2 separate regions of the Homo sapiens genome follow, and region 1 is linked to region 2. The links are chromatin contacts, found by Hi-C in ENCODE. All regions are on one chromosome and are shown on one strand. The core of a region is the stretch at or near the end of the contact, and the rest is flanking DNA. Distances in the headings are between cores, read along the strand shown.

Region 1 (3,161 bases), core at 51-2,550, 100 kb before region 2:
TAGAGATAGTCCACCTCTCTCCTCAATGACAACTGGGCACCTGTACAAGCACCTATGGGGTCACCTGCTTCCACCTCCCAAGTCAGGCTCTCAAAAATTCTCCCTAGTGGGGTCAAGCATTCTTGGCCTCAGTAGTGCCCATTCTGTGGCAGCGGCCCTGCCCTACCTCTACGGGGGGTATAAGAAACATGAAAACATACCAATCCTGCAGAGATCTAAAAGACCTACGGGCAAATTTTGCATAATGCAACTGAAATTATGACCTTCGTGCAAATAAAACTTTTCGAAGACGTGAATCCTACTTAACAGGTATTCAGGGAACTCACTATTTAAAATGACACTGATTAATCACTAAATGAGTCTTACACTGAATAATTGGTTAAGTCGGCTGAACTCAGTGTCTGATGGCTTAAATACAGAGCGAGGGGCGAAAGCTTCCACAAATTTACGCTGTGCACCTAACATTCGCCACGACAGAAGACTTCTTGCTCTAGTGTATTTATTACTGTAGCATTAAAGGACTTGAAGGCAAAGCTAGCTATTCTAGTTATCAGTTAGAGCGGGACCTGGTCCAATATTGTATTTTCTAGGACTTGATGTACACAAATCTCTCCAGGAACAATCTCTTGAGCACTTTCCTTGAAATACCGCTGCTAAGTACCGCCACAAAAAGAGCTTACGTTTTTCTTTGCACTGGCCACCTCCACACCGTATTCACAACACGAAGGGGCGACCTGAGGCAGGCGTCTGGAGTGAAGGCACTGGCAGGGTGTCCTTTAGCCCCTGCGAGGGCGGCCTGCATGCCCTGGAGGACCGCCCGCCTCGGGTCCCCCGGGAGCGCGAGGACACTTTTCCGCCAGGTACGCGGAGTCGGGCTGCTCCCTTAGGCGGGTCGACTGCCTTGGGAGAGAACCAGCCCATCCTTCCCTTTCTCCAGTCCTCAGGAACCGAGCTACAGAGTCGCTTCCTCACCTCTTGGCTCCTGGCGAGTCTCGCCGGCGTCCCCAAGCGCAGCGTCCCTCTGGGACCAGCCGTCCGCGCGCCTGTCGCTAGCGGCGTCGGGTGTCCCCGCTACTGTGTGTCAGCTGCAGAGCCGATGCCCAGGAACGCGCAGGAGCCAGGCAAGTGCCCGAGAGGCAGAGCCCGGGAGGCAGAGCCCGGGAGGTAGAGCCCGGGCGCGCCGCCGCTGCCCCTCCCGCCGCGCGAGCCCGCCGCCCGCCGCGTTGCCCACGTTGCCCAGCGTTACCGTGTGGACCCGCGCCGTTCACAGTCCGCTCCCGCCGAGATGTGCGCGCTGCCCGGACAGCGGCGGCTGCGCGGGCGGCAGCGGGGCCCCCGCCCTGGGCCGGGCTTTCCCAGAACTCGCCCGCCCCGGGTGAGAGGCCGCTAGCGCCACCGCGGGCGGCCGGGCGGGGGAGCGGCCTGTGCCGGGCCCGCCCCCGGCTCCTGCCGCGCGGGGAAGGCGGGCGCGGAGCGAGGACCCGGCCGCCTCCCCCGGAGCTGGCTGCTGGCGGCGCGACCCCTTCCCAGACCCCTGGCCCTGACCCCTAGGAGCCATCCTTTCTGGCGGGAGCCAGAGAGAGCGCTCCTGGGGCGCCCGGCTCCGGGAAGGGCGGGAACTCTGCACACCTCAGGCGGCGGGAATTTACTCTCACACTACCCCAGGGAACCACCCCTGGTTGACAGATATGGAAACTGAGGTTCACGGCAGATAAAGGACACGATCAAGGTCTCTGTAGTAGATGGCAGCACCAAGTCTCGAATCTGTTCTGTCACTCGTTCATTTAATACATATTCATTGAGCCCCATCAATGTGCCCAGCGTTGTGCCAGGCTCCGGAAATACTCCTTTTGCTGGTAATGGTGGCCATCCAGGACTGCGGACTCCAAATCCAGTACTCTTTCATTGCTCAAGCAAACCTGAAGATCTTCACAACTAGAAACTACAGGCTTTGCACAGAACTTCCTTAGCCGCTGGAGCGGCTTTTATGAGTCTTAGGAGAGCCAAGGACCTGGAAAAAAAAATCAAATCATCATCCTCCTCCCTTTCGCCTAAACCTGTGCCTCCTCCCTCTACCTGTTCTAATGGAAGACCGTTCCCTAGGCCTGACCTCTTCTCCTACATCCGATCAGGACCCATTCCTGTGGCCCATATCGCCTCCCACTGTCCTCTCCCTTGGACCAAATCAATCCTTCAAACCACCGCTGTATTATTCTTCCTTTTTTACAACTTTAATCTATGCAGAAAACTTCACTGGCTCCCTATTGCCCTCCAAACTAACTCTCCATGGCTGTGTAACCCAGCATGCCCTGGCTAATAAGGATCACCCAACAGAATGTCTCTCCCACTCTAGCTCTGTACCTGAACTTAAGCTGAGCCTTCTACCTGGAGCATCTCCTCCCACACACTTTCCTCCTGCTCATGTTTGACCCTTTCTTTCGGGTCCCTCTTAAAAGTGATCTCTCCTTCTTGGAGGCTCCAGAACACAGGAGAGGTTGGAGCAAGAAAGCACAGGAGGCCCAAAGAATCCTGCTGTTAAGAAAAATCTGCCAGTCTGGTCCTTAAACTGTCTTGCTGTTTTCTCACCACTAGGACTTTAATGAAAACTAACATGATTGCCTCCCTGGAGAGCTGATTTCAGAAAGGTCTCTGCAGAGGGCTCTAAAGAAATTCTTTGTTCCTTAAGATCTTGGCATTTTAGCACTAGGACAGTGAGAAGTGGTAATTTACTCAATCCCTGAGGCTATGTTATCCTGAACAAGTAAATAAAGGGCTGAGGAAAGAGGTAGCATCACTGACAATAAACAAGGTAGGCTATTTATTTAATATACAGTATTATATTATGGTTTTATAATTCATTTAATGATCAAATAATATCAAACTTCATCCATCACCTGGCACCCCCAAAGACTTTTTTTTTTTAATTTGGCACATGGGAATAGATAGCTACAAACTGGTAGATGCACAAGCAGTTAACATTGAATCCTCCAAATGAGTCATTGCATGATTAGTAAGCAAGGCAAATCTAGGTCCGTTGAGCAGGAAAGTTATCCAAGTGTGATAATCACTGTGGCCCCATCCCTAGAAAGGGGCGCCTTCCTCAAATCTTTGCAAAGAGAGCAGGTCCAGATCAGTGTCCTTTGCTCGCCCCATGGCTCCCT
Region 2 (3,523 bases), core at 682-3,181:
ACTCGATCACTAACTCCCTCCAGAGGATGTGAGGCACAGGCCTAAGAAACTACTTCTCCTTGCTTCAGTGTAAGACCCACACTGTCCCTGAAGAAAGTAAGGAGATGTCTTGGGACAGCTGTATGTGTCTGTTAAGGTCATCCAAGAATGTAAGACATATGGGTAACAGTTCCAACCAGAACTTGAAAAAAGCTTTGTTGAGATAAGCAGTTAGAACAAGAGGTGTCACAAAGTTCAATGACAACAGTAAAGTGTTTTTATGTCAATTTTCTTTCCAAAATATTATCTTGTCACCTTACAATAACTAAGTCTTACTGGTAGAAACTTTCTTTGAAGTTAAACACCCACAAGATTCTTAGATACACTCACGTAAGTTTCTCATCTTGCCATGAGCTGCCTGGGAGTAGAGAATTCCTCTTCCATTCACAAAAAGGGGAAACTTTAAGAGTTTGCATGGACTGATTCGGCATGCCACCAGAAGGACATTCACCCAGAGGGTGATAGGTGAGAAACTGACCTTTTCAAAGGCTGCTTATCTGTTCAATTCAGCCTGGCATAACCCCTGTTCTAGAGGCACCAGCCCATTTATAAATGATCACAAGTCTGATCATTTCGGTTTGCCTTTAGGACAGAAATGGAGCAAGAATAGTCTTCCTAGAGTCTGTCTCTCTAACTTGGGGAAAGTGCACAAAGGGAGGAGGGGAAAGCGCAGTGAGAGGAGAGGAACAGAAATCCAGGGTCACACTTAGGGGAGGTGACCCAGAGGACAAGGTGGTGCAGGCCGTGTAACTGTCCTAAAAAGAGATCTGCCTATTCCCTTCTTCTTGCAGGAAGCTGCTCCTGGTAGATGGTCGACTTCTAAGAGGAATGTGCTTGAAGCAGCACTTGTGGCCAGTGGAAAGGGCCCTAGGCCGGTATATGGCAAGCTGGGATCCTAACCCTGGTGCTCCCTGGACATGCGCCCCATCTCACCCCCACGTTCCACATCTTGGAGGAGACAAAGCAAACGAAAACCCAAAAGCCCTCACCTTCCTGGGCCTCACTTTGCTCATGTGTCGAAGGAGGGGGACTGAACATAAAGTGTTCTTCACGAGGGGTCCCTGACTTTGGGGACGGGGCTGTGAGCTTCTTAACAAGATATGCCTTGTTCTGCATCGTTTGCTAAAAAGTCCTTGTATCCCTAAAGGTTAAAAACTAGCGGTCCCACTTATCTCTGCCTTTCCAAGATTCTAAAACTCTAGGACGAACATTTTTTCTAGACTCGATGCTTTTCAGCTTCCTTTTCGGAGAGAACCCTTAACCACCGGGATCACTTTTCAGGGTCAGCTTCCTCGCAACGTCGCCCCACTGCAGGATGGCCTCTCTCGCTGACCCCCCACCTACGACCTAGGGGAGGGTACGCCAAACTGCAGTCTGACTCCACAGCCCTGCCCCGACACTAATTACAGGAGCAGCCTCGGAATCCCAAAAGGACTGCTAACAATCGGAAAGTTTCTTCCGTCTTAGCGCCGGCTGGGGCGCCGGGAATTCCGCTTTGCAGCCCCCCAGCTGACAGCTCGAGGGGTTTCCCGAGCCCCGGGCAGGGTGGGGACGGAGGCGCGGCGGGCACTGTGCCCGGGTTGCGGGGACCCCAACCCGCCGGCGCCCGCTCGGGACCCCCGAGCGAGACCAGAGCCCGATCCACACCGCGCACTCACCCGGCTCGGTGCGGGAGCAACACGGCGAGGAAAGGCAGAGCCAGCACCTACCGCGGTCTGGCGCCCCAGCTGCCTCGGCGGCCGCCGGCTCCTCAGTGGCGCCCGGGGGTGCATCGTCCGTTAGCGGCAGCCCGGGCTCCTGGAGCTCCGCGACCCCGGTGCTGTCCTGAGGCCGCATCTCGCGGCACGCGCTCTACCAGCGGCCGGTGCCGTCTGGCGCCAGCAGCAGCGCCTGGGCTGCCGCTCTTCCGGCGGGCGATGGCGCCCATGCGCATGCGCGCCCGGCCCACCCGCACCCTCCCCCAAGGAGACCGCGCGCGTCCTCCGCTGGCCTCTTAACCTGGGGAGACCCGCTGCCTCCCTGGTCGGGCTGTGGTGCCCACAGCTGGCTCTAAGGCGTCCAACCCTCTGCTGCGTTCAGGCTACATGGCCCAGCTGCTTGGAGCCATCCTTGGCAAGTCACACTGAACCTGTCTGTCATGGCACAGACAAGGAGGGGCGCTGGGTTCCCAAGCCCTGGCGCCCGGGGGTCCTGTGGCCTCCTTTTCAGGAGGCTCAAAGAGTGGGCGTTTTTTCATTGATGTAACCACGCATTCAGCACCTCTGTGATACCCCGAAGATTTTACAAAGCACCATGCTTGTCTTTAAATGGTCTAGGGTTTTTATGTTTTGTTTTGTTTTGTTTTGTTTTGTTTTGTTTCCCGTGTTGTCCCTTTGCTGCTTACCAAGGAGGGTAGAATTTTGCTGTTTTGGGAAATATTTTTAAGAAAGAATTAGTGTGTAATTATAGGAAAATATATCTATAAGACTGACCAGAACCCATTTATATGTTCTTTGCATTCTTTGCAAGAGTAGGCATGCATTATTGATCTTTGGTTTTCTTTTCTTAAATGGAAATATCCTAATTTGGCCAGATGTAAGATTCAAGTAATCTGATGTAATTAGACCTGGTAAAATATATTCTTTGGCCCAGGATTCACTAACAGCCTCTTTTTGTTTAGCTAATAATTCTTCTTCCATCTCTTTGCTTGCTTTATATGTGGAAGAACAGTCTCTGTGCAAGGATGAACGTATCTAAACTTCTAAGTCCAGTGCCAAGCAGATCACCAAAGGAGAGTGAAGTTTGCCTTTACTCAGACATTTGCACATAGTGATCCACAGCTGAAACAGTTTTAGACTTGAAGTCAGGAATCCTAGGTTCTGGCCCTGAGTGTGTGACCTCAGTCACCACTGTACCCCTCGAAGCCTTGATTACCTCCTTTATTTAATAGCGATCAAGTATTTCCCTTCCTGCTTCGCAGAGTAGTTATGTAAATAAAATGCAATGATGTGGGCAAAAGCATAATATCACCTGGAAAACACTATGTTAGAAAATCAAAGTGTGTTTTAAACTAGGGTCAGCATATAATTTATCCTCCAAACTGGACCTTTTTTTTTTTAAGAGTAAAAGGAGGAGCTCTTTTAAAAGTTACACAAGGGAATAGGCATAAACTGGGACTGTCCTAGGCAAACTGAGACAAATGGTCACCTGAATTCTAACTTGATTAACACATACTTTTGCCTTGTCTTAAAAGAGAATTTAAGGCTGGGCACGGTGGCTCAGCCTACCATCCTAGCACTTCGGGAGGCTGAGGTGGGAGGATTGCTTGAGCTTAGGAGTTTGAGACCAGCCTGGGCAACATAGACCTTGTCTCTATAAAAAAAATAATAATACTTTTAAAAGAATTTAAGGCTACTTACAAAAATATCTGTAACAGGTTTTGTTGTCGTTGTTTTAGATAGGGAAATTTCAGGGAAGGATGGTAAGGGTGGTAGATCATGATTAT

What was found. A loop is a pair of places that touch in the nucleus more often than their neighbours do. Pooled maps may share reads with other maps.
Region 1: a loop to region 2 is called in a pooled map, with 2.2 times the contacts of the local background. The contact joins the promoter of PLCE1 here to the promoter of SLC35G1 in region 2. A Hi-C loop is called at or near these places in 1 of 50 pooled maps.

What each region holds. Positions count from the first base shown.
Region 1 is chr10:93,992,070-93,995,230 of GRCh38, reverse strand. It overlaps PLCE1 (phospholipase C epsilon 1), which reads right to left and starts at 1,300. Exons shown (of 33, transcript NM_016341.4): 1 at 973-1,300. It overlaps LOC105378438 (a long non-coding RNA gene), which reads right to left. Exons shown (of 4, transcript XR_946215.2): 4 at 1,512-2,011. RefSeq lists a silencer at 1,197-1,486.
Region 2 is chr10:93,892,386-93,895,908 of GRCh38, reverse strand. It overlaps SLC35G1 (solute carrier family 35 member G1), which reads right to left and starts at 1,931. Exons shown (of 3, transcript NM_001134658.3): 1 at 1,698-1,931. The coding sequence starts at 1,875. RefSeq lists silencers at 1-42, 1,528-1,957.